Regions from separate parts of the Homo sapiens genome. Here region 1 is linked to region 2. A link is a loop called in an ENCODE intact Hi-C map of the cell type or tissue named here. Cell type or tissue: heart right ventricle. All regions are shown on one strand. Each heading gives the region's core, and the rest is flanking DNA. Links, peaks and the distances in the headings are about the cores only.

The links. Hi-C counts contacts between places; a loop is a spot of excess contacts. Peaks named below come from ENCODE experiments on the same cell type or tissue, not always from the same donor. Only the 100,000 strongest peaks of a DNase experiment are listed, where the experiment ranks them.
Region 1: a loop joins it to region 2, with 2.7 times the contacts of the local background. A loop is called at or near these places in 9 of 110 quality-filtered maps.

What each region holds. Positions count from the first base shown.
Region 1 is chrX:129,841,620-129,855,628 of GRCh38, reverse strand. ZDHHC9 (zDHHC palmitoyltransferase 9) reads left to right here and starts at 11,743. Exons shown (of 11, transcript NM_016032.4): 1 at 11,743-11,933; 2 at 12,303-12,370; 3 at 13,549-13,850. The coding sequence starts at 13,684. RefSeq lists enhancers at 4,493-5,306, 5,307-6,122. In heart right ventricle, for the core only: a CTCF peak has its summit at 11,656 (motif pointing right); DNase peaks (open chromatin) are centred at 11,648 and 12,587; H3K4me3 peaks cover 2,141 bases; H3K27ac peaks cover 1,638 bases.
Region 2 is chrX:129,598,652-129,613,991 of GRCh38, reverse strand. No RefSeq gene overlaps it. Among named protein-coding and RNA genes, the nearest start is that of APLN, 49 kb to the left of the region's middle. RefSeq lists enhancers at 12,400-12,900, 12,901-13,401. In heart right ventricle, for the core only: CTCF peaks have their summits at 6,854 (motif pointing left) and 8,378; DNase peaks (open chromatin) are centred at 6,871, 8,361 and 9,266; H3K4me3 peaks cover 387 bases; H3K27ac peaks cover 427 bases.

The sequences.
Region 1 (14,009 bases), core at 9,010-14,009, 240 kb before region 2:
ATTCAATTAGGAAAAGAGGAAGTCAAATTGTCCCTGTTTGCAGATGACATGATTGGATATTTAGAAAACCCCATCATCTCAGCCCAAAATCTCCTTAAGCTGATAAGCAACTTCAGCAAAGTCTCAGGATACAAAATCAATGTGCAAAAATCACAAGCATTCCTATACACCAATAACAACCAGAGAGCCAAATCATGAGTGAACTCCCATTCACAATTGCTTCAAAGAGAATAAAATATCTAGGAATCCAACTTACAAGGGATGTGAAGGACCTCTTCAAGGAGAACTACAAACCACTGCTCAACGAAATAAAAGAGGACACAAACAAATGGAAGAACATTCCATGCTCATGGATAGGAAGAATCAATATCATGAAAATGGCCATACTGCCCAAGGTAATTTATGGATTCAATGCCATCCCCATCAAGCTACCAAGGACTTTCTTCACAGAATTGGAAAAAATTACTTTAAAGTTCATACGGAACCAAAAAAGAGCCCGCATTGCCAAGACAATCCTAAGCAAAAAGAACATAGCTGGAGGCATCATGCTACCTGACTTCAAACTATACTACAAGGCTACAGTAACCAAAACAGCATGGTACTGGTTCCAAAACAGAGATATAGACCAGTGGAACAGAACAGAGGCCTCAGAAATAACACCACACATCTACAACCATCTGATTTTTGACAAACCTGAAAAAAACAAGAAATGGGGAAAGGATTCCCTATTTAATAAATGGTGCTGGGAAAACTGGCTAGCCATATGTAGAAAGCTGAAACTGGATCCCTTCCTTATACCTTATACAAAAATTAATTCAAGATGGATTAAAGACTTAAATGTTAGACCTAAAACCATAAAATCCCTAGAAGAAAACCTAGGAATACCATTCAGGACATAGGCATGGGCAAGGACTTCATATCTAAAACACCAAAATCAATGGCAACAAAACCCAAAACTGACAAATGGGATCTAATTAAACTAAAGAGCTTCTGCACAGCAAAAGAAACTACCATCAGAGTGAGTAGGCAACCTACAGAATGGGAGAAAATTTTTGCAATCTACCCATCTGACAAAGGGCTAATATCCAGAATCTACAAAGAACTTAAACAAATTTACAAGAAAAAAAATCAAACAACCCCATCAAAAAGTAGGCGAAGGACGCGAACAGACTCTTCTCAAAAGAAGACATTTATGCAGCCAAAAGACACATGAAAAAAAGGTCATCATCACTGGGCATCAGAGAAATGCAAATCAAAACCACAATGAGATACCATCTCACACCAGTTAGAATGGCGATCATTAAAAAGTCAGGAAACAACAGGTGCTGGAGAGGATGTGGAGAAATAGGAACACTTTTACACTGTTGGTGGCAGTGTAAACTAGTTCAACCATTGTGGAAGACAGTGTGGTGATTCCTCAAGGATCTAGAACTAAAATACCATTTGACCCAGCAATCCCATTACTGGGTATATACCCAAAGGATTATAAATCATGCTGCTATAAAGACCCATGCACACGTATGTTTATTGCAGCACTATTCACAATAGCAAAGACTTGGAACCAACCCAAATGTCCATCAATGATAGACTGGATTAAGAAAATGTGGCACATATACACCATGGAATACTATGCAGCCATAAAAAGGATGAGTTCATGTCCGTTGTAGGGACATGGATGAAGCTGGAAACCTTCATTCTCAGCAAACTATCGCAAGGACAGAAAATGAAACACTGCATGTTCTCCCTCATAGGTGGGAACTGACCAATGAGAACACTTGGACACAGGAAGGGGAACATCACACACCAGGGCCTGTCGTGGGGTGGGGGGAGGGGGGAGGGATGGCATTAAGAGATATACCTAATATAAATGACAAGTTAATGGGTGCAGCACACCAACATGGCACATGTATACATTTGTAACAAACCTGCACGTTGTGCACATGTACCCTAGAACTTAAAGTATAATTAAATAAATAAATAAATAAACAAGGCCGGGCATGGTGGCTTACGCCTGTAATCCCAGCACTTTGGGAGGCCGAGGCGGGTGGATCATGAGGTCAGGAGATTGAGACCATCCTGGCCAACATGGTGAAACCCTGTCTCTACTAAAATGCAAAAAATTAGCTGGACATGCTGGTGCGCACCTGTAGTCCCAGCTACTTGAGAGGCTGAGGTAGGGGAATCACTTGAACCCAGGAGGTGGAGGTTACAGTGAGCTGAGATCATGCCACTGCACTCCAGCCTGGCTACAGAGCAAGACTCCATCTCAAAAACAAACAAACAAACAAACAAACAGCAACAACAACAACAACAAAAAGCATGATGAGATTAGAACCAAGGAATCAAGAGATCAGAGGAACTCACACTTTGGAGTACTAAGCAGGTAATCAAAGCTCCTAGACTGACATAAGTGAGAAAAGGAGGGAGAGCAGAAAGTGGGATGGGGAGCAGAGGAGAGGCAGAAGAGAGAAAGGAAGTAAGAGGCGCAGAGGGAGGAAGCTGTGCCTAGAGGAAATAAAGTTTGGAACTCATCATGAATTGAAGAATGAAAAGCCATAGTCACAAGTCTGGGAGATGGACTTCAAGAAGAGGAAGCCTGGGGTTTTACACCTTCCAGCAGGTGATGACAAATCCCAAAGCTGTACAGTAGCAGAGAGTAAGATACATGTGACACTATGCCATCTGTTTTTGTAAAAGTAAGACACTGGCACCCTTGCTTGACGAATACCATTTTAAACTGCTGATTTAAGAACATTTGTGACCAGATTACCCCCACCCCAGCAGGTCGAATTATCTACAGGCAATTTAGAAAGGTTTTGAGCCAAGTGGGTCTATGAAAAACAAAATTCAGTTAACGCTTCTGTCAAGTGAAGAGACAGAACAGATTTTGTTATTATCCCACAGCATTTTAGTAGTTTCCTAAAGCTTACTCATTCTGACCAGTCTTAGTAAGCTACTATTGTCAAAGACTGTGCAATCAAACATAGGCTGACCATAAGCAAAGCCCCAATTTTCCTGAGCTTTGGCTGCCTCTGTGATCTGGAACACATCAGGCAGCATGGAAGTTATTATTACTTATTTGGGGGAATAGGAAAGACTGCGGATCAAAAACCACCTAACCATACAAATAAGTAACCAAAAGTGATCAAACTGACTAATTTAGCCGTTCAGAATCCCTTTTGCCAAAAAGTCATAACCTTGAGGTTGATGAAGTAAAACAGGATTCTGCTACTCAGATGCTTTGAGTTTAGGAAGTGCTGGTTTTGATGGTATTTCTAGTCAGTTTTTATTCTGATCTTTTCAGGCACTTCTGCCTGAGACTACTCTGCCCAGCATGAAAAAGCTTCACAGAAACATGTAGCACATCTCATCTCAAGTGGTACCTTCCAAGATGCCACAGTCTCCTGCCCTATTCAGTTGTCTACTTCTTCCTCTTCGTTCTGTTCTTCTTCCAGCCTTTCTTCATCTTCATCATTGTTCTCATCTCTGCTCTTGTCTTGCTCTTCCGAGTCTGTTTTTTTGTCTTTGTCCTTCTTCTTTTGCTCTGAGGCCCCCTTCTTGCCTTTCTGCTCCTGCCTATATGCATCCAGAGCTTCTTTTTTTTTTCTTTTTTTCTTTTATTTATTTATTTATTTATTTATTTATTTATTTATTTATTTTTATTGATCATTCTTGGGTGTTTCTCACAGAGGGGGATTTGGCAGGGTCATAGGACAATAGTGGAGGGAGGGTCAGCAGATAAACAAGTGAACAAAGGTCTCTGGTTTTCCTATGCAGAGGACCCTGCGGCCTTCCGCAGTGTTTGTGTCCCTGGGTACTTGAGATTAGGGAGTGGTGATGACTCTTAACGAGCATGCTGCCTTCAAGCATCTGTTTAACAAAGCACATCTTGCACCACCCTTAATCCATTTAACCCTGAGTGGACACAGCACATGTTTCAGAGAGCACAGGGTTGGGGGTAAGGTCACCGATCAACAGGATCACAAGGCAGAAGAATTTTTCTTAGTACAGAACAAAATGAAAAGTCTCCCGTGTCTACCTCTTTCTACACAGACATGGCAACCATCCGATTTCTCAATCCTTTCCCCGCCTTTACCTCCTTTCTATTCCACAAAACCGCCACTGTCATCATGGCCCGTTCTCAATGAGCTGTTGGGTACACCTCCCAGACGGGGTGGTGGCTGGGCAGAGGGGCTCCTCACTTCCCAGTAGGGGCGGCCGGGCAGAGGCGCCCCTCACCTCCCAGACCGGGCGGCTGGCCGGGTGGGGGGCTGACCCCCCCACCTCCCTCCCGGGCGGGGCGGCTGGCCGGGTGGGGGGCTGACCCCCCCCACCTCCCTCCCGGACGGGGCGGCTGGCCGGGCGGGGGGCTCACACCCCCACCTCCCTCCCGGAAGGGGCGGCTGGCCGGGCGGGGGGGCTGAACCCCCCACCTCCCTCCCGGACAGGGCGGCTGGCCGGGCGGGGGGCTGACCCCCCCACCTCCCTCCCGGACGGGGCGGCTGGCCGGGCGGGGGGGCTGAACCCCCCACCTCCCTCCCGGACGGGGCGGCTGGCCGGGCGGGGGGCTGACCCCCCCATCTCCCTCCTGGACGGGGCGGCTGGCCGGGCAGAGGGGCTGCTCACTTCCCAGTAGGGGCGGCTGGGCAGAGGCGCCCCTCACCTCCCGGACGGGGCGGCTGGCCGGGCAGGGGGCTGACTCCCCCACCTCCCTCCCGGACGGGGCTGCTGGCCGGGCGGGGGGCTCACACCCCCACCTCCCTCCCGGATGGGGCGGCTGGCCGGGCGGGGGGCTGACCCCCCCACCTCCTTCCCAGACGGGGCGGCTGGCCGGGCAGAGGGGCTCCTCACTTCCCAGTAGGGGCAGCCGGGCAGAGGCGCCCCTCACCTCCCGGATGGGGCGGCTGGCCGGGCGGGGGGCTGACCCTCCCCACCTCCCTCCCGGACGGGGCGGCTGGCCTGGCGGGGGCTGACCCCCACCTCCCTCCCGGATGGGGTGGCTGCCGGGCAGAGACGCTCCTCACTTCCCAGATGGGGTGGCTGCCGGGCGGAGGGGCTCCTCACTTCTCATATGGGGCCGTTGCCAGGCGGAGGGTCTCCTCACTTCTCAGACGGGGCGGCTGGGCAGAGACGCTCCTCACCTCCCAGACAGGGTTGCGGCTGGGTAGAGGCGCTCCTCACATCCCAGACGGGGCGGCGGGGCAGAGGCGCTCCCCACATCTCAGACGATGGGCAGCCAGGCAGAGACGCTCCTCACTTCCTAGATGGGATGGCGGCCGGGGAGAGGCGCTCCTCACTTCCTGGATGGGATGGCGGCCGGGCAGAGACGCTCCTCACTTTCCAGACTGGGTAGCCAGGCAGAGGGGCTCCTCACGTCCCAGACGATGGGCGTCCAGGCAGAGACGCTCCTCACTTCCCAGACGGGGTGGCGGCCGGGCAGAGGCTGCAATCTCGGCACTTTGGGAGGCCAAGGCAGGCGGCTGGGAGGTGGAGGTTGTAGCGAGCCGAGATCATGCCACTGCACTCCAGCCTGGGCACCATTGAGCACTGAGTGAACCAGACTCCGTCTGCAATCCCAGCACCTCGGGAGGCCGAGGCTGGCGGATCACTCGCGGTTAGGAGCTGGAGACCAGCCCGGCCAACACAGCGAAACCCCGTCTCCACCAAAAAAATACGAAAACCAGTCAGGCGTGGTGGCGCGCGCCTGCAATCGCAGGCACTCGGCAGGCTGAGGCAGGAGAATCAGGCAGGGAGGCTGCAGTGCGCCGAGATGGCAGCAGTACAGTCCAGCTTTGGCTCGGCATCAGTGGGAGACGGTGGAAAGAGAGGGAGAGGGAGACCGTGGGGAGAGGGAGAGGGAGAGGAGGGAGAGGGAGAGAGAGAGGGGGGAGAGGGAGAGGGAGAGGGGGGAGAGGGAGAGGGAGAGGGGGGAGAGGGAGAGGGAGAGGGAGAGCCAGAGCTGCTTTTTTAAAAATTTTTTTTTATTTTTTATTTTTTCTGAGACGGAGTCTCACTCTGTCACCAGGCTGGAGTGCAGTGGCGCAATCTCGGCTCACTGCAACCTCCGCCTCCTAGATTCAAGTGATTCCCCTGCCTCAGCCTCCCGAGTAGCTGGGACTACAGGTGCGCACCACCACACCTGGCTAATTTTTGTATTTTTAGTAGAGACGGGGTTTCACCATGTTGGCCAGGCTGGTCTCAAACTCCCGGCCCCAAGCAATCCACGCGCCTCGGCCTCCCAAAGTGCTGGGATTACAGGCGTGAGCTAGTGTGCCCGGCCTCAAGAAAATATTTTAATGTAAAATTTCCATTGAAATATTCCCACATATAGGAAGGCAGTGGTCTGCTCTTTTCTGTATGAATGTTATATACCATTATTTTTAATAGTTGCATAGTACTGTACTATGTAGATTTCCAATAGTTAATGGCCTTTTTTGTTTGCTAATTTTTGCAATTACACATACACAATTATGCACATTCACAAACAATTGCAATGTGTGTAGTGAACATCTTTGAACATATATCTTTGAACATTTGTGCGAGTATTTCTAGATAGAAGTAGGATTGTTGGGTCAGTGGTTGTGTAATGCAAAAATGTTAAAAGATACCGCCAAATAGCCCTGCTGAAAGATTTTTACCAGTTTACTCCTCTACCAATGGTATTCGAGAAGCTACAACCCTTTGAGGCAAGATCTCCTTAAGAAGTTGGAGACTCTGCTATGCATAGTTGAGAATTTGACTCTGCACTGTTTTGTATTTATCTTTAATGACTTCATAGGTGCTAGTCTTTTTGCCCCTAGAATATTTTAAGTTCCTTGGAGGCTGGGATCATGTCATATACTTCCTTGGTATTTCCCATATTGCCTAGTACAGGCTGAGCAAACTATGGCTGTTGCTTAATACATACTTCATGATTGATTGATAAACTGGTTCTATTTTTGGGCTGCACAGTGATTGAGGTGAGCTCTTGGAATGAGAGAGCTGGGCAGAGTCAGAGACTAGGGCTGTGCCGGGTCAGTATCAGATGCTGTCACTTGCACATCAAGTTTAGACCGTAATCTGAGAATCTAAATGTATAAAGCACCTACTACAATCCCTGGCTCAGAGGAGGTCCCCAATAAATGATTTCTATTGCTGTTATGATTCTCTTTTAATGAGAGGATTGTCTTAGGGCTACTGTTGAGGGTTCAAGCATAGGACCTAAAGCCATCCCAGGCAGAGTCAGAAATCCACAGTCCAGAGATGAAGTCAAATTGGGAACCAGTGGGAGCAGCCAGGCATCTGAGGCAGAAACAGAGACCTGCGTTTGGGCAGTTCACTTGCATTGTGATGAACACTTTCCTGGCCATCCCAGGCTGTTTTTTGGGGGGCTTTCTGCATGTTTGGCTTTCATGCAAAAGTATCTTTTTTGTTTGTTTTTGAGACGGAGTCTTGCTCTGTCGCCCAGGCTGGAGTGCAGTGGCGCAATCTCAGCCCACTGCAACCTTTGTCTCCCGGGTGGAAGCGATTGTTGTGCCTCAGCCTCCCAAGTAGCTGGGATTATAGGCACCTGCCACCAAGCCCAGCCAATTTTTGTGTTTTTATTAGAGTCGGGGTTTCGCCGTGTTGGTCAGGCTGGTCTTGAACTGCTGACCTCAGGTGATCCACCCGCCTCAGCCCCCCAAAGTTCTGGGATTACAAGCGTGAGCCACCGCGCCTGGCCATGCGAGGACATCTTTAAGGTGCTGCTTAGTTCCCAAGAGAAGCCAACAATCTCAGCACAGGGCTGTGAACATAGGAGGTGCTCAGTGAAAGCAATCCCATTTACCTTTTGCCTGTTGAAACAGATAATGTGGCAGGAATGTCAATGATTTACTTGAGAAGAGGAGGCTAAGGATCAGCCATTCTACTAGAACAAGATTACTATCCAGGCTTTCCCCAGTCCCAGGTGGGGTAGGGGGCTGGGAAACCCAGTCAGATAAGGATTCAATTCAGTGATGAATTTAGAGGTTATGAAAACGTGGTGGTACATGGATGACAAGGACTCTATACAGTGAAGAATGGGTCTCATTTTTTCTACCTCTCTACCCCAGTCAGCAGGATGGCTAAGGGAGGGAGATGGGAGGGGGCAGTAATGGAGATGTCATTATAACATACAGCATTGACTGTGTCTCTCTTCCATGCCAGACAGTTAGCACACAATTCCCTTTATAACTCCATGATATAGGTATTAGCTTTATTTTACAGATGAAGAAATAGTCTCAGAAAGGATAAATTACTTGCCACAGGTTATACAAGCTATTACGTAGCAGAGCCAGGATTTGAACCGAGGCCTGTCTGGCCATAAGGCTTATGTGCTTTCTGAGCTACCTACCATCCTGGATCTTCTATGTCAGTGATAGCAGCCCAGGCCTCAGAGAAACAGATGTTGCTTAAGAATACTAGCTCATCATGCGTGGGTAGGGCATTCCGTGGTTCATTCTTTTGTTCATCAATTCGTTCTACACACACATGCATTTATAGCCAGAAAGCAGAAAGAGATGTGCAAGTCAGAGAGGTGGGGTGGAAAGGGCTGTGTGTGTGGGGAGGAGGGCAAAGTGACATGACAAGTTTGAGGCTACAGAAAATAGAGAATAAAGGAGCTATCATGAGCTCAAAAGCAGGATGGGGGCTGATGCTTTATGTCTGCTCCTGGATGTAGTACTGAATGGGTCTCCGGGTGGTTACAGAAGAGTCTTTGAAGCAACACTAACAGGAAAGCTTCAACCCAGTGGTGGCACTCAGGATCAAACAGCACATTACACCTACACCTACACACGCCTACACACACACACACACACACACAAACACACACACATGAAGAATAAATGTGGAGACAGGTATTTTTAAACAAATACTCCAGAACATACATGATAACACAAGGAGCTGTCTTATAAACTGGAAGGCTATACCTTGATTTTTGTGGTGTTTCTAGTGCTCATCACATGACTATAACCCCTTTTCTTCTCTCTCTTTCTTTCTTTCTTTCTTTCTCTCCCTCTCTCTCTCTCTCTCTCTCTCTTAGATGGAATCTCGCTCTGTCGTCCAGGCTGGAGTGCAGTGGAGCGATCTGGGCTCATTGCAACCTCCGCCTCCCAGATTCAAGTGATTCTCATGCTCAGCCTCCTGAGTAGCTGGGATTACAGGCACCTGCCACCATGCCTGGCTAGAGATAGGGTTTCACCATGTTGGCCAGGCTGGTCTCAAACTCCTGTCCTCAAGTGATCTGCCTGCCTTGGCCTCCCATAGTGCTGGGATTACAGACGTGAGCCACTGTGCCCGGCCTATAACCTCTTTTCAAAAGAGCCAACACTGACTTGGATGTAAAAAGTGGGAAGTCTGTTGAAAAGAGAAGAGAAAAGAATAGGAAAAAACAGTCTCAGTTTATAGTCACAATTTAGTTGTGTGTGTGTATTAAGACTTTAAGGATTATATAAAATGATGTAACTACATAGGAGGAAGTACTATGGGATGTTTGTCCACATAAATTTTCCTTATTTTTCTTTGAGTGTTGAGAATAAATAATAACAGATTGTAATAAAACAAGCCTGACTCACATAGCCACTTAGTCCGAGAGGGAATGTGACCCAGAGCAGGGAGGGACAGAGCTCAGGAATGTGTCACCATGACACATCGATTCCAGGACTCCTCAGGCTTCACCTGCACCTGAGCTATGGACAAAATATGTTTGAGTGCTACAGAGGCTTATTTTTCACTGCTCCATAGTCAGAAGGATGGCAGCTGGGGTGACCATACTATTCCTAAGGGCATCTGATATACATAGGCTTGGAAATCCACAGGGCTGATGAGGTTTAGGGAAGTTCTTCTCCCTCCCATACCAAGTGTGTGCAATACCAGCACCCTCCAGAATTCAAAGCGGGAGAATTGGAGGCAATGATACTGATCGTACACTTCATGAGGAATAAACTGTTGATCATAATCAGCATGAGTGCTAAGGAACAATGGAAGCTTTATAAAGACAAACCTTCCTTTGCAAGTTAATTACAACACATCTCAGAATTACCTAGTGTTTTTTAAATCCTTTAAGAATTTTGAAGGGTGCCATGAAAGTGTCAAATGTAATTATTATGTAGCTTTTTGTTTCATATTGTGTGGGACACATATACTGTAAAGGAAAAATAGTTCTTGACCATGTATGTGGTCCTTCAACTAACATACAACTGCCTTAGGAAGAGCTTTGGCAGTCTCTTCTGTACTAATTCCAAATACCAAATCTCTAAAACTTTGAAATTTTTATCACGCTTAGGAAAACCTAGGCTGGTAATGTAGGCATTCTCCTCCAATCTTCAACCTTTTCTCTTATCTCCTCTTACACTTGGAAAGGAGATGCCACCTTCAACCTTTTCTCATATTTCCTCTTATATTTGGAAGGCAGGAGCCATACTGGTGAAAACAGACCTAGTGTCTTTTAAAGTCACCCTATAGTATAATACTGTGGTTCTCAATTGTTTCCCCCCTTCAATCTCAAACTTTTTTTTTTTTTTTTTTAAGACAGGGTCTCTCTCTGTCGCCCAGGCTGGAGTGCAGTGGCATGATCTTGGCTCACTGCAACCTTCACCTCCTGGGTTCAAGTGATCCTCCTGCCTCAGCCTCCCTGGTAGCTGGGACTACAGGCGAGTCCCACCGCTCCCCGCTAACTTTTGTCTTTCTAGTAGAGACGGGTTTTGCCATGTTGGCCAGGCTGGTCTTGAACTCCTGACCTCAGGTGATCCACCTGCCTCGGCCTCCCAAAGTGCTGGGATTACAGGCGTGAGCCACCGCGCCCAGCCCAATCTCAAACTTTTAATGCATGCAACTCACTCGGATCAGTAGCAGTGGCTCATGGTGGCAGTAATGCAGAGCTGGGTGGCAGAAGGAAAAAATCAATCTGGTTGGTGGGTGGGAATTCTGCCTTGGATTCTCCCCTTAATCATCATAAGCTTTCCAAACCGAATAAAAATTTACAACCTTTTTGGCAATCTTTACTTCATTACCTACCTGGAAGAATTTATGTCCTCAGTGGAGTTTCTTTAACTCCATTAATGTCAATTAGTTGTTTTAGGTGCTGCAAAATGATAATACGTTCTTGGGGACATTTATCCTTTACAACATGCTTTTTATGCTTGTTTGTGTGTTTTGATTTGAAAGACTTAGAGATGCAGGCTAGGGTGACTGGGACAGATATGGGGTCCCTGGCTACTGAATGAGACTTGGGAGGCAGATGACTTGTTTTTATGCCGATAAAGAGTAAAATCTCAAGTTGCGGTTGATTTTAAAATGCAAGCAGGGCTGGAGAGGCCCATGGCAGACCTAGTTTGGGGTGAGCACCCGGATCTGTGAGCTAGTGTTGCTTCAGCATCTCACTGTGTGTGTGTGTGCGCGCGCGTGTGTGTGTGTGCGCGCGCGCGCGCGTGTGTGTAGGCTGGTTCCACCCTTTGCTGTCCCATCGGCACTACCCTTAACCTCCGTCTCTGCGTAACTATATTAATAGAAGGCAACACTTCACATACTGGCGCTCAGACCCCAAAGAGAGGCTGGCAGTGGCTTGGCAGGTGGGCATGCAGCAGGGAGATGGGTGGAGGAGTGGGCGGAGGCATCGTCGAGTGGCGTTAGGCAAAACCAATGGCAGTTCGGGATAGGGGCGGCCGGGGCGGAGGCGCCGAGGCCGATCGGCCAATAGAGGGCGAGCAACTACTGGAGCGACCTGGTGACGTGAGGAGCGTTCCATTTGGCCAGTGGTGGGCGGTTGCCACAGCTGGTTTAGGGCCCCGACCACTGGGGCCCCTTGTCAGGAGGAGACAGCCTCCCGGCCCGGGGAGGACAAGTCGCTGCCACCTTTGGCTGCCGACGTGATTCCCTGGGACGGTCCGTTTCCTGCCGTCAGCTGCCGGCCGAGTTGGGTCTCCGTGGTTCAGGTAACGAGGGGTGGGGGCGGGGGTCTCCTGGGCTCGGCTGCAGGGTGGGCTGCCTCCCCTTCCGCGGCGCCTGGAGGCGGGGACGTCGGCACCGCCCTTCTCAACTCGGCAGCCGCCGAGCCCCTGGCCCGGGGTGACTACACGTGGCGGGGCGTGTGTGAGTGTGTACGAGCGTGTGGCTGCGTGTGCGTGTGGATGTGGCGCGCGTCCCAACCTGCCTGGGGCGGTGGTCCGCGGCGTGGCGGAGTCAGGGCGGGCCTCGAGAGGCCGCGCCCGCGGCTCGGCCCCGGACTCCGGCCTCCGGCCTCCGGCCCCCCGCTGGGGAGCCGGTCGCTGCTTCCCGACGGATTTTGATCTTTGTTCTTCCAGGCCGGCTCCCCCTTCCTGGTCTCCCTTCTCCCGCTGGGCCGGTTTATCGGGAGGAGATTGTCTTCCAGGTTAGTTTTACACAAAGGACGGGTTCTCTGCACCTCTGGGCCCCCCTCCCCTTCCCCGAACCTTCTACCTTCTCGTTTCCCTGCTCCGCTCCTAGGCTGTTTTTGGACCTTTGCCCTCTCCAGCCCGCGAGTTGGCTGTTTCTCCCTCCGTCCGTCGGGCTGCAGGCTTCCGCCTCAGTCCTGCCAGCGTGGGGCATGTGGTGTCGGTAAATAGAGGCCACAACACCACACCTGAGCGGAGGAGAAGGGTAGCAGAGGCTGAGAAACTCTGGGCCTGGGAATTCAGGATGCTGAGTAGAGATGGTACTTAGGACATGTCCCAGAAAGCGCCCTTGTGACTTTTCTTAGCTGCTGCCATTCCCCACCCCCCAACCAGCCATCAGCAGTCACCAACCATTCCAGAATCTCTCCTGCTTAAGTCAGCCTTTCACCTACAGGTCTCTGATGTGGTTTCATTAAGATTCTCACAAATGTTAGGCTAGACCAGCCAGATTGTTTCATTTCCCGGACTCAGGAAGTTGCAGAGGGTTTGATGAGGGGAAATCTGTTTTGTGTAAATACAATGCACGTATGTGCACAGAGCGTCCAGAACCTCCTGGCCCTGCCAGAGGGTGACTTGTTCCCTGCTGTGATTCATATTCGAGTGGCTAATTGAAGAAAGAAGGTGAAGTGGAGGAAGGGAGGGAGGTTTTATAAGGACAGAAACTCTACTATTATTTTTAGAGTCCTTTTAATGATGTTGAAAGAACACTGTGGCATAGTGGAACATGCCCTTGACTGGAAGTTAGCAGTATCAGCATTGCTGCTGTGTGGTCCTGGATAAGTTATTTCCTCTCTCTGGTCCTCAGTTTACTCATTTACAAAACAAAGTATTAATAATTGGCACGATCACCTATAAAATCCTCTCTAGTTCCAAGGTTCTGTGATGATCAGATCATCAGCATTAGATTGGAAGCATAGAGGCTTATTTAAGAAGAAATACTAGCCCCTTTCCTTTTTTGAGAACCTTTTATCATACCTTCTTTTAGAGAACAAACACGAATTGGAAATAAACTTTTCCCACTTCCCCGTCCCCACCCCTTCAGTCAGTTTTCAACTTTCTGTCTCTGGGAAAGGAGGGTTGAACTGTATTTTCTTATTATTGCCTCATTTTTTTTTCTTTTTCTGCTTTTTCTTAGGGCTAGCAATTGGACTTTTGATGATGTTTGACCCAGCGGCAGGAATAGCAGGCAACGTGATTTCAAAGCTGGGCTCAGCCTCTGTTTCTTCTCTCGTGTAATCGCAAAACCCATTTTGGAGCAGGAATTCCAATCATGTCTGTGATGGTGGTGAGAAAGAAGGTGACACGGAAATGGGAGAAACTCCCAGGCAGGAACACCTTTTGCTGTGATGGCCGCGTCATGATGGCCCGGCAAAAGGGCATTTTCTACCTGACCCTTTTCCTCATCCTGGGGACATGTACACTCTTCTTCGCCTTTGAGTGAGTTTCGGTTGAGTAGAGTTACCTGATTATGGTTACTTTGGGTCCAGGGGAAGAACCTGCTTTCTGGGGAGTTTGGGGCTGGTCCTTGGATGACTTTAACGTCCTCTTGAGCGATGTCTGTAGAGATGCCAGCTGAATTCATTGCTTCGTGGTCAT
Region 2 (15,340 bases), core at 4,782-9,781:
ATTCAAAACTATTAAATCATATACAAAATCAATGAGAAAAATCAGCAGCATCTAATAGGGTATTGTTTGTTTACCACAACTATCAGCAGACAGGATCTAAAATGCTGTAGGAATTGATGTAGCACTTCCTAAGCAACCCAGATCAACAACAACCACAACAAAAACAGGGGAATTCCCAGGTAGTGACTAATAATAGCTCATTTCACCCTCACTGGCTGTGTGGCCTTGAGCAACCTGTTTGACCTCTCTGAGCCTCAATGTCCTCATCTGTAAAACTAGGAATAATAATGGTACCTACCTCATAGGGCCACTGTGAGAATTAAATGAGTTAATAGATGCAAAGTGTTTGGAACAATGCATGGTACATAATAAGCACTATATAAATGTCTCTTATTATTTGTCTTGTTTTGTGCTGGACACTGTGTGTCTTCAGAGAGGATCTATAACCCCCCTCCCTGTGCCCAGCACAAAACACATAAGCATAATATGAGTTAGCCATTGCTACTACTATCAGTACATTATTATTAAATGATGATAATTAAAAGTAGTAATTGCTTGATTTATGCTTTTTCCATTGGAACTGCAAGTTCCATGGAGGCAGGCAAGGACCATGCCAGCCTAGAGCCCTAGAACATAGTGGATGCTAAACTTATACACAGTAGGTGCTCAATGAAACCTCAGGAGTGTCTTTCACCTGGGAATTTGATAACTCTACTACTACTTTAGGACTCAAGTATTTCTTTTTTTTGAGATGGAGTCTTGCTCTGCCACCCAGGCTGGATTGCAGTGGTATGATCTTGGCTCACTGCAACCTCTGCCTTCCAGGTTCAAGCAATTCTCCTGCCTCAGCCTCCCATGTAGCTGGGATTACAGGCGCCCGCCACCATGCCTGGCTAATTTTTGTATTTTTAGTAGAGACAAGATTTCACCGTGTTGGCCAGGCTGGTCTTGAACTCCTGACCTCAAGCAATCCACCTGCCTCGGCCTCCCAAAGTGCTGGGATTACAGGCATGAGCCACCATGCCCAGCCAGAACTCAAGTATTCTTAAACATGAGTCATCACTGCCTCTTCCCTACCTTGCAGGAGACAAAGGCTATAGAGACCTCAGTCCCTATTTTCCCTTGGGAAACTCACAGTCTAGTAGGCTCAGCCCTAAGAAATTTCTCCGAAGACATTCAGAAGTAAGTAATTGATGAACAAGATAGGGGATGACTGTGATATTTATTAACAAAGAAATAAACTGGGTGATGACAAACAGTATATGTGTTTCTGGGGTACCAGGGGAGATACTTTGACTTTATATGGGTTGTCAGACCTCTATGAGCTAGTGGCTTTTGAGCTGAGCCTGAAAGATGAAAAGGAAGCAGCCCACAAAAATCTGGAGGAAGAACATTCCAGGCAGAGAGAACAGCCAGCACAAAAGCCCCAGGGCAGCAAAGGACTTGGGGCCTCTTGGACCAGAATGGAGGCTGGTGTCCCTATGGGATTAGGCAGAGAGATAAGGTTAAAGAGGCAGGTGTGGGCTGATCATGCCAGGGCGTTTACGCCATCTTAAGGGAGGGTCATGAGCACAATAACAATTCATAGCATTGAGACCTTTCCCAAAAACACCTTGTCACTACACATGGCTCAATGATCTACATTCTATTCGAGCAGAGGAAAGATGTGGCACTTAGTCAACCATTTTCCCATCACAGTTCTGAACATGTTGGAAAAGCAAAGCTTCTCTTTTTTGGACTTCACCAATTCAAGCTTTGAACTAGTTCATATAGCGGTTGGGCTATGAGACAGTGGGTTTGATACACTGCCTCCCAGTACCCACCAAAGGAACCCAGGATCTTCTGTTTAAAAAAACAGACCCACCAGCAAGTTAGAAATCAACCATGGCTGTGCTGCTTGCATATCAGGCTTATCTATTCACTAAAGCTCGCTCCTGAAGATTCCTATTTGACATAATTGTGTTAACCCTCTTCCTATTGCTATGTAGTGGAAAATGATTGTTAAAAAAAAAAAAAAACACGTTGGCCGGGCACAGTGGCTCACGCCTGTAATCCCAGCATTTTGGGATGCTGAGGCGGGCGGATCACAAGGTCAGGAGATTGAGACCATCCTGGCTAACACGGTGAAACCCCGTCTCTACTAAAAATACATAAAATTAGCAGGGCATGGTGGCGGGCGCCTGTAGTCCCAGCTACTTGAGAGGCTGAGGCAGGAGAATGGCGTGAACCCGGGAGGCGGAGCTTGCAGTGAGCCGAGATTGCGCCACTGTGCTCCAGCCTGGGTGACAGAGTGAGACTCTGTCTCAAAATAAATAAATAAATAAAATAAAACACGTAGTTTTGGGGGAAACATTCAATATGTTGATTTTTAAAAACAGAATAAAAACTCTGATCTCTGCCTAATTCATCTGAATTTCCTGAGTGTCTATTGATATATCTGTGATGAAGGATTTGTGTTCACATCCTGGGCAGAAGACATAGTAAACCTCGAAATATACCAAACACAGGGACAAGTTCCCTCCTCCCCCCTCTTCCCCCAAGAATTCTATTCAGAACCAGGTTCCTGGTCTTGGTTCCTTGAACCTGCCTGGCAGACAGTCCCAGGTGTGTGTTTCCTTACACTTTACATCCGAGCCACTGTTCTGACTTTCGAGACTTTCCTTCTTCCTCAAGGCTCAGCCTAGAAGACAGTGTGTGGCACAGATTGCGCTCAGCAAATATTTGCTCCCCTACATTTCTCAGCCTTTCTTGCAATTAAGCTTGGGCCACGTGACTAATTCTGACCAAGAGAGTCAGTGAACTTAATGTGCATCATTTCTGGGCCAAGACAGTTAAGAGTTGGTGTGCTGTTATGGGCTGAATTGTGTCCCCCTTATCCATATATTGAAACACTAGACCGCCAGTGTGGCTGTATTTGGTGTTAGGAAGTAATTAAGGTTAAATGAGTATGGGGCCCTGATCCAATAGGATTAGTGCCTTCGTAAGAGGAGATACCAGAGAGCTAGCTCTCTCTCAGCCATGGGAAGACACAGCGAGAAGTCAGCCATCTGCAAGCCAGAAAGAGTGCCCTTACCTGACACTGAATCTGCCAGTGTCTTGACTGTGGGCTTTCCAGCTGTGGAACTGTGAGAAATGAATTCCTCTTCTTTAAGCTACCCAGTCTATGCTAGTTTGTTATGACAGCCCATGCTGACTAAGACTATTTACTTCTCCATCTGTCTTTCCCCCTGCTGTGGAGTTCTAGGAGGCCACATGTTTCAGGTTGGCCTTACTACGTGTCATCCAACCTGCACTAGACTTTTGTGAGAACCAGAAATAAGCCTTTCTTGTGTTAAACCCCTGAGATTTCAGGGTTTCTGTGTTATTGCAGCATAACTCCACATATTCTGACCAATGCACAGTGACAGAGAAAAGGACATGGCACATCATCTTTGTCCAAACAAAAGCAAAAGCAGATGTGGGCCACCAGCTGTTCTCCCTCTGGCCCATCTTGTCTCCAAGGCTGAAGGTGGCCCCAGTGAGTCCTGGGTATTAAGACAGGTGCAAACTGTGCTTCCTGGGTCCTGGGATTCAGCAAACGATGAAGATTTAAACTGCTGGAGGAATCCACTGAGGTTTCAAGTAAGAAAACAAGAGCTCCAGCTGCTCTTGGGAAACTCTGGGAGGTAAGGTATTGTTTCTAGAAAGCCCCCACTGAAATGCACACCAGTTCCCTGGAAGGAGTCATGCATTTATCCACTGACAACCAAGAGGCACATGTTAGGGACTGATTTATCAGGGGAGGGCTAGAGGGACAGGCCCAGGGCCTCAGGGCCACCCTGGGTCACAAAGTAGGAGGTAGACCGCACAGCTTGGCCCAGAGTTCTCCCTCGACTGCCTGTGAAGAGGTTTGAATTTCAGCAGGAGTAGGAGGGCCATGTCACTATGTCAGTTTCCCTATGGCTTCTCACTGGCATGCCCCTCTTGGGCCAGGCCACCTGCATGACCATCTTTTCAGACCATCTAGGAGAGAGGATGGAAGTAAACTTTGGGGCCTTACTTTTTTGTTCCCCCAGTGCTTGGCAAGACTTACTTATATGCAACTTTTTCTGACATTCCAAATTTGTCTCCTGTTTTCAAGGCCAAATTCAAGCCTAATCTCCCATAGGAGATTTTCCCTGACCCCTCCTTCCCTTTGTAATGGCTGCTGATCTCTTAATAACCCTAGCTACAGCCAACATTTATTGGGCACCACTATGTATTAAGCCCTGTGCTAGCTCATTCTTCTTGTGTACCATTTCATCCGATCCTCCCAGGTCCTGAGGGAGGTGTTATCATCCTTACTTTACATCTGAGGAAACTGAGGTTCAGAGAGGGGCAGTGACTTATTCAAAGTCACACAGCTAGGATGTGCCAGAGCTAGAAACCAAGGTCCCTGCTCTTAACAACTGCTCTCTACTGCCTCCCACAGCTCAGCCCTCTGTCATAATCTCTTATGAATTGCTACCCAATCCCTGCAAGATCTTTGATGGTAGGGATGGCTTCTTTAAAACTAATTAATAATTAGCTTCACTCCTTTGATCAGTGCTTTACAGTTTATATAAGGCTTCTACATACATGATCTCATCTAATCTTTACTACATTCCTGGGACATTTGTGTTATCTGCAGTTTACAGATGAAGAAACTGAATCTCAGGGAGTTCCGTGACTTGCACAAGGCATGCATCCAGTGAGTGACAATGAGTTACTCTTTCCACTACTCCAAGGTCCCTTTTACTTGAGAATGGCTCCCAGCTTATCCTTTCCTCCATTCTTGGCACCTTGGTACTCTATGCCCCATTTCCATCCAATGTAAAATAGCTGAGGTGAAGAGGGGACACTCATTTTCCCTCCAGTCCTCAGGAGTTGGAACACAGGGATACAAAATTATGCAATTGACATTCAACAGGATGTGAGTGGGACTTCTATAGACCTGAGAACTGGCAACAAGGGCCCAAAGCTGAGGACTAGTTCCAAGAAAGAAGTGCCAAGGAACTTCCAATGATAGGGGACCAATGCTTCCTTCAGGGCTTATTAAGAGCTTAGCAAACAGGTTCTACTGCTCCCACCCCGTCTAGATAAGCAGAAAGTAGTGGTGGGGCACCACTGGGATGATCAGGAGACTTTGGCCCAGTGTTGTGGCCAAGTGAGGGGTTCCAAGAGAATGCCATCAAGATTGGGACGGCATAGGGGGTCAGGCTGTGAAGTGGGACATGTTATCTCATTCCTGGTTGGACATCTGCTTGGGTGGCAGCCTTGTGACTCTGCCCTGAGCCTATGAGAACAACTAAAGGGGAGTGGAGAGAGGGCAAAGAGCAGAGGCGGCAGTGGTGTAGCCAGCCATGTGCGCTTTCCTCAGGTCAGAGGGACACCTCCAAAGGTCACACATTTGAGTTGTCTTACCTTGTCCTGTTCAAGAGGACTGGCTTCAGGGCAAGGGGACCTCAACAACAAAGGTCTTTGTAGATACTGCTGGGGACAGGTGTGTGCATAGGTGTGGGTAGGGATTGGGTTGGTTGGAAGAAGTAGTGGCCAAATAGCTTCTCCCATGTCAGGGAACTCTGAAGTGGGGAAGCCTCCAGAACCCTGCCAAGATGGTTCATGACTGTGGAAAGAGAAAAGCATTGTGTGTTTGTACCCTATTGAGTTGAGGCTCTACAATGAAGCAGTTATACAGGGCGGAACACAGTCTCTGGTGGTCACTTGCCATCCATCTCACCTTCCTTAAAGAGCTCAAGTGGCTCCTGCCTCCTTGAGACCTCTCCATAGTTAGACTGGCCTAGCAGTTGGAGGAAAGGAGAACAGGGTTTCTGTTCAAATACTGCACCCAGGGCCAAGGTTAGAGGGAGGCAAGTGAGGACCCTGGGGCACACAGTGTCAGGAGGGGCTCACTCTCAGGCATACCCCTGCCCTTGAAGGAATGCCTCCCTAGAGTCTGCATCCCAGATACCCTCATTTGTCTTACCTATTTGTAGCTGTCACAGGGCCTGGGTCGATGCCCAGTGGTTCCCCACGGGATTCACAGAAGCTGTCAGTCCCATGAAGACGTTCTGGGCTTGAGTGCTGAGGATGTAGGGATCTGGGGTTAGCACCCACCCCCCAACCCCCCCAAAAAAGCCAAGCAATTAGCTGGGTGTGGTGGCACGCGCCTGTAGTCCCAGCTATTAGGGAGGCTGAGGCAGGAGAATCACTTGAACCCGGGAGGCAGAGTTTGCAGTGAGCCGAGATGGCGCCACTGCACTCCAGCCTGGGCGACAGAGTGAGACTCTGTCAAAAAAAAAAAAAAAAAAAAGAGCCAAGCAAAGATTTGAGAGTGTAAGAGAGGTAGGGACACTAGAAAGGAAGATTGGAGACCTGCCTGCATTCATCCAACTCCCTGCTCTACCACGGTGTGATCCAGTCAGATGACAACCTCTCTATGTTCCCCACCTGTAAGACAACAATAGTGCCTCGCTCATGGGGCTGCAGTGAGGATGAAATGGGATCATGTCTGCAGAACACTGGGCTCCAGGCCTCCTTGTACTGCTCACTTGCTGGGTAATTTGGAGCAAGTCCTCTAACCTCTCTGTGATTTGTCTGTAACAAACCAAAGGATGTTTTTCACCACCTGAAAACAGATAGTTAAGTGGAAATGCAAAGAATTTTTTAACTACGAAAAAGCAGAGGACTGGTTCCCATGGTCTCTTAAGGTCCATTCTTGTTTTATGTTTCCGTGATTTAAAAACAAAACAAAACAATAAAACTCTTCTCTTTGGAACTGGAGAAGGAAGCCCAGAGCCAAGAAGTCGGCTTTCTGTACCACGCCCCTCTCCCTTAAAGAAAACTGAGGTTATTCTGCCCCCTGGTGTCCTGTACTGTCATTGCAGTCACTTCCAGTGGCCCATCTAGGCTTCAGATTTGGAATCACGAATTTTCCTTCCTTCCTTCCTTCCTTCCTTCCTTCCTTCCTTCCTTCCTTCCTTCCTTCCTTACTTCCTTCCTTCTTTCCTTCCTTCATTGAATGCCCCACTCTGGGCCACGCACTGTGCTGTGCACTGTGGTTGCAAAGATGAATAACACTGGGCCCCTTCCTTGAAGGAGGACACAGTCTAGTGGGGGAAGTCAGACACCTAAACAAATCATTTAGATACAGCTAAACAAGTGCTCTACAAAAGGCTACTATACAGTGCAAAGAGGGCGTGCTTGGCTTGGGGGAGGCAGGCGACATGTCTGGAAGAGCCTGACAAAAAGGGGTGGTAGTTGAGTTTGATAACCATGTTTGAATTCTTTAGGTGGCTGGACAGGGATGGGAGTGTGTAGAAGGATGTGGGGCACATTTAAGAGGCAACAGTGTATTTGGTTTGCTGGGGGCATGCTGTGGGCTTAGGGAAACAGTGGAAGATGGAGTTGAGAGCTGGGAGGTGGTCAGGGTTTTAAGCAAGGCAGTGACCTGGGTAGATTTGAATTTCTGTATGTTCATTCTGGCTGCTCTGTAGAGAAAGCCTTGAAGAGGCACAGGGCTGGGAAAACTCTTGGTCGAGTTGCCAGATTTAGAAACAAAACAAAAGAGTGAAACAAAACCAAACCCCGGATACCCAGTTAAATGGGAATTTCAGATAATAGACAATGGTTTTTTAGTATAAGTACATCCCAAGTATTGTACAAGATGTACTAAAAATTATTCTGTGTTTATGTGAAATTCAAATTTAACTGGGTGTCCTGTATTTTATGCGGCAACCGTATCTTGGAGACATCAAGGAGAGATGATGGTGGCTTAGACAAGGGTGGAGGGAGCAGATTTGGGTCAAAGGGGAAAAATTCCAGGGATATTCAGGAGGTAGAAATGAAAGAACTTGGCGATGACATGGACGTGAGAACATGAAAGGGAGGTGTCAAAACAACACCCAGTCTCCCGTTTGTTCCGTGTTGGGTCCTCCACTGCATCCCATACCTCCAACCACCACACATCTGGAGGTCAAGAGTCCTTCCTAAAACATCCCAAAGAACCCGCGAAGCCAGGAGCCAAGACGTCCTCCAGGGTCCCGCCTTCCCTGCTCGGCTCCGCCTCCTGCTTGGTTCTGCAGTGTGGCCCTCCGGGCTTGTTTGGGCCAGTCATCTGCCAGTGGCCGGTGCCTGGGATGAATTAGGGCCCCTTTAGGTCTCTGTTCTTTTCCTCTTTGCACCACCCTTCGCAACGGCCAGCATGAGGTGCCCAGCCCAGGTCCCCACTGCTGACTAGAATAGATCCTTTCTGCCAGGGAGGGATGTCCCAAAGAGTCCCAGAATCCTGCACCTTTCCCTAGGGGTTTTCTCACTTCCCGGAGGCTGGGACTGAAATGGTGGCCGCGCTTCTCCAAGCTTCTTGTGACCTCACAGTGCCTCTTAGTGGTCACACAGCACACTGCAGGCCGAGGTGAGATGGAAGATGGATTTGTAAGCACTGGGAAAGTTGTTTTTTGTTTGTTTGTTTGTTTTAGACAGAGTCTCGCTCTGTCACCCAGGCTGGAGTGCAGTGGCACGATCTGGGCTCACTGCAACCTTTGCCTCCTGGGTTCAAGCGATTCTTCTGCCTCAGCCTCCCAACTAGCTGGGACTATAGGCGCGTGCCACCACGCCCAGGTAATTTTTTGTATTTTTAGTAGAGACAGCGTTTCACCATGTTAGCCAGGATGGTCTTGATCTCCTGACCTCATAATCCACCCAGCTCGGCCTCCCAAAGTGCTGGGATTACAGGCGTAAACCACCGCGCCCAGCCAGCACTGGGAAAGCTTTTCATTCCTGATTCTCCCCTGGCAGGGCACAGGGCTCCTGCCTCTGCTGCTGGCCACCCATCCGTCAGGAGTGCTGTTGGCACTCCTCAGCTCTTAAGGATCTGAGCAAGACATTTGTGCAGTGGACCCGCTGGTAAGGAGGTGGCCTAAAATGACATTTCGCAAATCAAACAACTAGGCCCTGAGGTCTCCATTCTTGGTGGGACTCAGCAAGATGCTCCAGGTTGAATGGGTCAGAGATTCCGAAATCCCCAGCCTTCCAGATTTCATAGGTACCAGCCTACAGATAAAGCTTAATGTGCCAGAGGACCCGCCCACACTTGCCTGTGGACATCTCCGCCCAGAAAACTGGGGTGAGGCAGAGGGGAATCTCACAATTGGGTTCCCCACAGTGGGCATGTTTCCAGGCCGGGTGGTAGGGCTGGTCGCCATAGAGGGTGGCTGTCCAACTCTCCAGCATGACACCTCCCTCTCTGGGGTCACAGCCAGTCAGAAAGAACCCCCAAATGCCCCATCCTGTATCCCTTCCACACTGGAGCCTGTGTATGGCAAGAGGTGAGGATCCATGTCCCAAGGAGGGGAGCTGAGAGACAACCAGACCCCAGATGACTTTGTGGGCCAGAGCTTGAAGCTGGTCTGGGGTGACTGAACAGGAGCCTGGCTCAGGAAACTCAGCTCCCTCTCTTGTCTTCAGACTGCAGGCATGTGCTATGAGGACTGGGGACACCTCAGGATGTAGTGCAGAGGCTGAAGCTGTCACTGACCCACTGCTGGTGCCTCCCTTTGACTTCCAATGTCCTCTGGCAGCAGATGGTGAGCCATGCCCTAGGAATGGCAAGCCCCCTCCTTTCTCTCGAGTTTTGGTCATTAGTCTTTACTATATCCCCTGAGGAGTAGCTGGATTACAGGTGCACGCCACCACGCCCGGCTAATTTTTTGTATTTTTAGTAGAGACGGGGTTTCACCATGTTGGCCAGTCTGGTCTCGAACTCCTGACCTCAGGTGATCCACCCGCCTCAGCCTCCCAAAGTGCTGGGATCACGGCCGTGAGCCACATTTCTTGAAAGAGTTGTCTCCGCTTGCTGAATCTCAGGTTCCACCCAGGAAGAGGAGGGGCCTGGCGCCTCCCGGCTGCAAATGACAGGAACTTATGTGGCTCCACCCCACTTCGCATTCTTCCCAGTGCGCAGGCCGTGGGAGGTTCTGCCAGGGAGCCCTTCCCATCTGGCTGTCTGACTATGTTAAGGGACCCCAAGCCTTCAGTGGTGAAGGCTGAGACCACAGTGTAGATCAGGGCTGTCCAATCTTTTGGCTTCCCTGGGCCACACATAAAATACACTAACGATAGCTGAAAAGCTAAAGAAAAAAAAAGAAAGAAAAAATCAAATCACAAAAACATCTCATAATGTTTTAAGAAATTTTATGAATTTGTGTTGGGCTGCCTGCAAAGCTGTCCTGGGTCGCATGCAGCCCACGGGCCACTGGTTGGACAAGCTTGGTCTAGATCAAAGTTTGGCAAACTTTCTGTAAAGGGTCAGATAGTAAGTATTTTAGACTCTGCAGACCATACAGTCTCTGTAGCAACCACTCAACTCTGCTGTTGCAGCCCCAAAGCAAGTATAGACAATATATAAACAAATGAGCATGGTTGGCCAGGCGCAGTGGCTCACGCCTGTAATCCCAGCACTTTGGGAGGCCAAGACGGGCAGATCACAAGGTCAGGAGTTCGAGACCAGCCTGACCAACATGGTGAAACCCCATCTCTATTAAAAATACAAAAATTAGCCAAGCGTGGTGGCGCACGCCTGTAATCCCAGCTACTCGGGAGGCTGAGGCAGGGGAATCGCTTGAACCCGGGAGGTGGAGGTTGCAGTGAGCTGAGATCATGCAGCTGCACTCCAGCCTGGGTGACAGATCGAGACTCTGTCTCAAAAAAAAAAAAAAAAAAAAAAGGATGTAAACCTGAATAGGATGTAATGCCACTGTAAACAAGTCTGAAGTGTATGGTGGCAGCAACAGACTGCTTCAGATAGAGTTTGGAGACAGCTGCAGACAGAGGAGTGAGTGGGGTTTATGGAGCGAGAGAGAGAGTATAGAGTAAGAAGAGAAGTGACCCAAGCCTAAACCTCAGCACATGCCATCATCTAGTGGCGGGGCCAAGAAAGTAGAGGAGCCTGCAATGGAGATGGAGATGGAGTGGTTGGTGAGGCAGCAGGAACTCTGGGAAGAGTGTGGAGTTCCTGCACCCCGGTGAAGGGAGTGTTCCTGAAGAAGGGGTGGAATGCTGCTGAGAGGTTGGGTTAGGTGAGGACTGAGAAACGACCTTTGGTTTTGGCAGCATGGAGGTTGCTGGTGACCTTGGTGAGAATCATGTCAGAGGAATGGGCTAGAAAGGGTTGAGGGGTGAGTGGAGGTAAGAAAGTGGGGACAACAAGTGGAGACAACTCGTTCAAGAAATGTGGCTCATACCTGTAATCTCAGCACTTTGGGAAGCCGAGGTGGGTGGATCACCTGACGTCAGGAGTTCGAGACCAGCTGACCAACATGGTGAAACCCTGTCTCTACTAAAAATATGAAAAATTAGTCGGGCGTGGTGGCATGTGCCTGTAATCCCAGCTACTAAGGAGGCTGAGGCAGGAGAATCACTTGAACCTGGGAGGCAGAGGTTGCAGTGAGCCGAGATCGCGCCACTGCACTCCAGCCTGGGCAACAGGAGCGAAATTCTGTCTCAAAAAAAAAAAAAGAGAGAAAAAAAAAAAAAAGAAAAGAAATGAGAAATGTGATTGTGGAGGGGATGATAGAATGGTAGAGGAGGAAACTTCTATCCTTCAGCCATCACCCCCACGTATCAGGTCCAACAGTCCTAGAAGTGAGTGAAGAAATTCTATTACGATTTTACCACTATTCCATGGCTCCAAAATCCTTGTATTAGTTTCCCAGGGCTGCAGTAACAAAGTACCACAGTGGGAGGCTTAGAAACATGTTGTCTCACAGATCTGGAGGCCAGAGTGTGAAATCGAGGTCAGCAGGGTTGGTTCCTTCTGAGGGCTGTGAAAGAGAATCTGTCTCATGCCCATCCTGAGCTTCTGATGGTTTGCTGGCAATTTTTGGCATTCTTTGGCTTAGAGATGCATCACCCTGATCCCTGCCTTTGCCTTTACACAGTGTTCTCCCTGTGTGTGTGTCTCTGTCCAAATTTCCCTTTTTTATAAGGAAACCAGTTATATTAGATTAGGGCCCACCCTACTCCCAGTATAACCTCATCTTACTTAACTAATTATATCTGTGACGAGTCTATTTCCAAATAAGGTCACATTCACAGGTACTGGGGATTAGGACTTCAACATATCGATTTTGGGGGGATACAACTGAACCTGTAACAAGCCCCATTCCCTTTTGGTCTCCTTCCTCTCCACTTTGCTGTGCCATCTTCTGGCCAGGGATTAGTCTGTTTCTTCCCAGGTCACAACTGTGTTTCTCCCCGCCTCTCCAACTGCCTCGATTGATTCCATCGTTCCTTCCCAGCTGACCCCTCTCCAGAGAAGATCGAAGTCATTACCTTTCAGCAGTGAGATCACCTCCCAACCATTGTTGACACTTTCAAAATAACTTGAAACATTGATGGACAGTGAAAGAGGCAAGAGAGGAAAATGTGATTTAATTCTACCTGTGTTCAATGAAGAGTGCTGAAACTTCCATGAACTTTAGATACTTTTAACCTAGTTCTGAAAAAAAAAAGTTTTTGTTTTTGTGGACTTTTAAGGCCATAAGTAAGAGACTGTAAGGAGAAAAGTCAACCGAATTTCCCAAAATAGAAATGATCATGAAATAAGAAAAGTAACTGCAGCTTTAAATACCAATTTTATTATACAACTGGAAACCGTCATTCTCCTCTGCCATCTAGTGGCCACAGCTACAATCAGAAAACGATCCTTGCTCTTCAAAGCCAGGGCCACCGTTAGAGGTAGAGGGGTATAGCCCATTGTTGTCAAATGGCCTTTACAAGTGTGCTTGGCCCGTGGACATGCCTTAGAACTCCATGCTCCACGGTGCTGCCTCCGAGGTGCACAGTCAAGATGGGACCTTTGCTGCCCAGCTGTGTCAGCAGCTGGAGGACAGATGCCTGCGGGTGCGAGGGAGAGGGCAGGCTTGTGATGTGAGGGAGCTGCGGTGAGCGACTGTGCTGGCAAGGCCCTGTCCAGCCGCCTATGTGCTTGAGCAGGACACTGTGTTCATTCATCCCAACACACAGAAGTGCCTTTCTTTCATGAAATAATGTTTTCCTTAATCTTTTTCTGATTATAAAAGTCATACATCTTCATTGTAGAGCATTTAGAAAACCAGACATATAAATAAGAGTAAAAAAAAAAAAAAATTGAGATTGGCTCCAGAGAGTGGCTTGGGGGCTTTATCCTAATCTCCATCAGCACCCCCATAGTGACTCTGAATATAGATGCAGTGTAAGGCAAAACCCTGCTTGCTAAGCAAAGGCCATCTTGCAGCTTCAAGACGAATCCCCTAGCCTACCTTTCGATGGTTTCTAAACCCTCCTATGTAGACATTCTGAAGCCACGACTGCCCATGATGCCACCCTCTAGGGGTGACTGCTATTAACAGTTTGGAGAATGGACTTCCACTATTTTTGTGCCTATGTATTATCTTTATATCTGATATTTTAAATTTAGGAACATTAGGTACATACCTACTTATATGCTGCCTTTTCCACCTCATGTTATATCCTAACATTTTTCCACATCACAATTCCTCAAAAACATTATTTGAAAAGGCGCCATAATATATCCATAAACATCTACAATGTGTTTACCCTTCTTCTGGTGATGAAGGTTATGTAAATTGCTTTGTTTTTTGTGCTAATGAGTATGTTGAGATGAACAGGGGTGGACTTACGCCATTGCGCTCCTCTAGGGTGATTTCCTAGAAGTGAAATTACGAGTGTGAATGCTTCCAGGCTCTTAATGCATGTTGCCACATTGCTTTTAGAAAGGTGACACTTATTTACTCTTGTCCAAGCAGCAGGCGGGCTTGTTTTTCCTTGCCTTTGCCAACACTGGAATAATCAATGATGAAGATTACTGGATGCCAGGCATCAGGCTAGCTGCTGGAGATATGATAGTAAGGGGAGGAAAAGATGTGGTCTCTGCCTCAGCAGCGTTCCTGAGCTGGTGGGAGAGAGTGACCTTGATCAAATAATAAATGTGTAATTACAAAGTGAAGGAGAGGAAAGGGTGCAAGGAGAGCGTGTCACAAGGACATGTTACAGCCTAGGCTAGGAGGTGGCCAGGGAAAGCTCCTCAGAGAAAGTGTTGTTTTCGCAGAGACTGAGGCCTTGGGAGGAGTTGGCTCTGTGGTGAGAGGGAGCAAGGAGCAGACAAGGACAGAAGTCCAGTCTGAAAAAATGGGGGATGGGTCTACGGCCATACCACCGTGAATGTGCCTCATCTCATCTGAAAGAATGGGGGATGGCAGGATGTGGGAGGAGGCTTGAGTCCATGACAAGCAGACAAGCCAAGGCTTGTGGGTCCAGGTAAGAATTCTGGGACCCAGAGAGGGGTGATGTGATCAGACTTGCCTTTGGAAAATCACTTAAGATAAAAAAAAAATGTTAATCATGGTAAAAAGCACAAAACAGGGGCCAGGCACGGTGGCTCATGCTTGTAATCCCAGCACTTTGGGAGGCTGAGGGCAGATCACGAGGTCAGGAGTTTGAGACCAGCCTGGCCAACACAGTGAAATCCTGTCTCTACTAAAAATACAAAAATTAGCTGGGCATGGTGGCGGGTGCCTGTAATCCCAGCTACTCGGGAGGCTGAGGCAGGAGAATCGCTTGAACCTGGGAGGCGGAGGTTGTAGTGAGCCAAGATCGCGCCACTGCACTCCAGCCTGGGTGGCAGAGCTAGACTCAAAAAAAAAAAAAAAGCACAAAACATAAAATTGATCATCTTAGCCATATTTAAGTGTAGAGTTCAATAGTGTTAGGAGTATTCACATTGCTATGCAATGAATCTCCAGAACATTTTCATCTTGCAAAGCTGAAACTGTATACCCATCAAACAACTGCCCATTTCCCCAATCCCCAGCCCCTGGTAACACCATGCTTCTTTTCTCTATGGATTTGACTATTCTAGGGACCTCATAGAAGTAGAATCATACAGTGCTTTTTGGGACTGGCTTATTTCGTTTAGCATAATGTCCTCAAGGTTGATCCATGTAGCAGCATGTGTCAGAATTCCTTCCTTTTTAAGGCTGAATCATATTCCATTGTATGTAGAGAACTAACACATTTTGTTTTTCTATCCATGGACATTTGGGGTGCTTCCATCTTTTGGCTATTGTGAATAATGCTGCTAGGAACATGGGTGTGCAAATATAGCTTTGAGACCCTGCTTTCAATTCTTTTGGATATATCTCTAGAAGTGGGATTGCTGAACCATATGGTAGTTCTAGTTCTAATTTTTTAATAAACTTTGAGAATCAATTTTAAAAAGCAAATTTAACAAGGCTGATTTTGTTGCCTACAAAACAATAGAAAATAACAGTACTGTGTGGTTGCT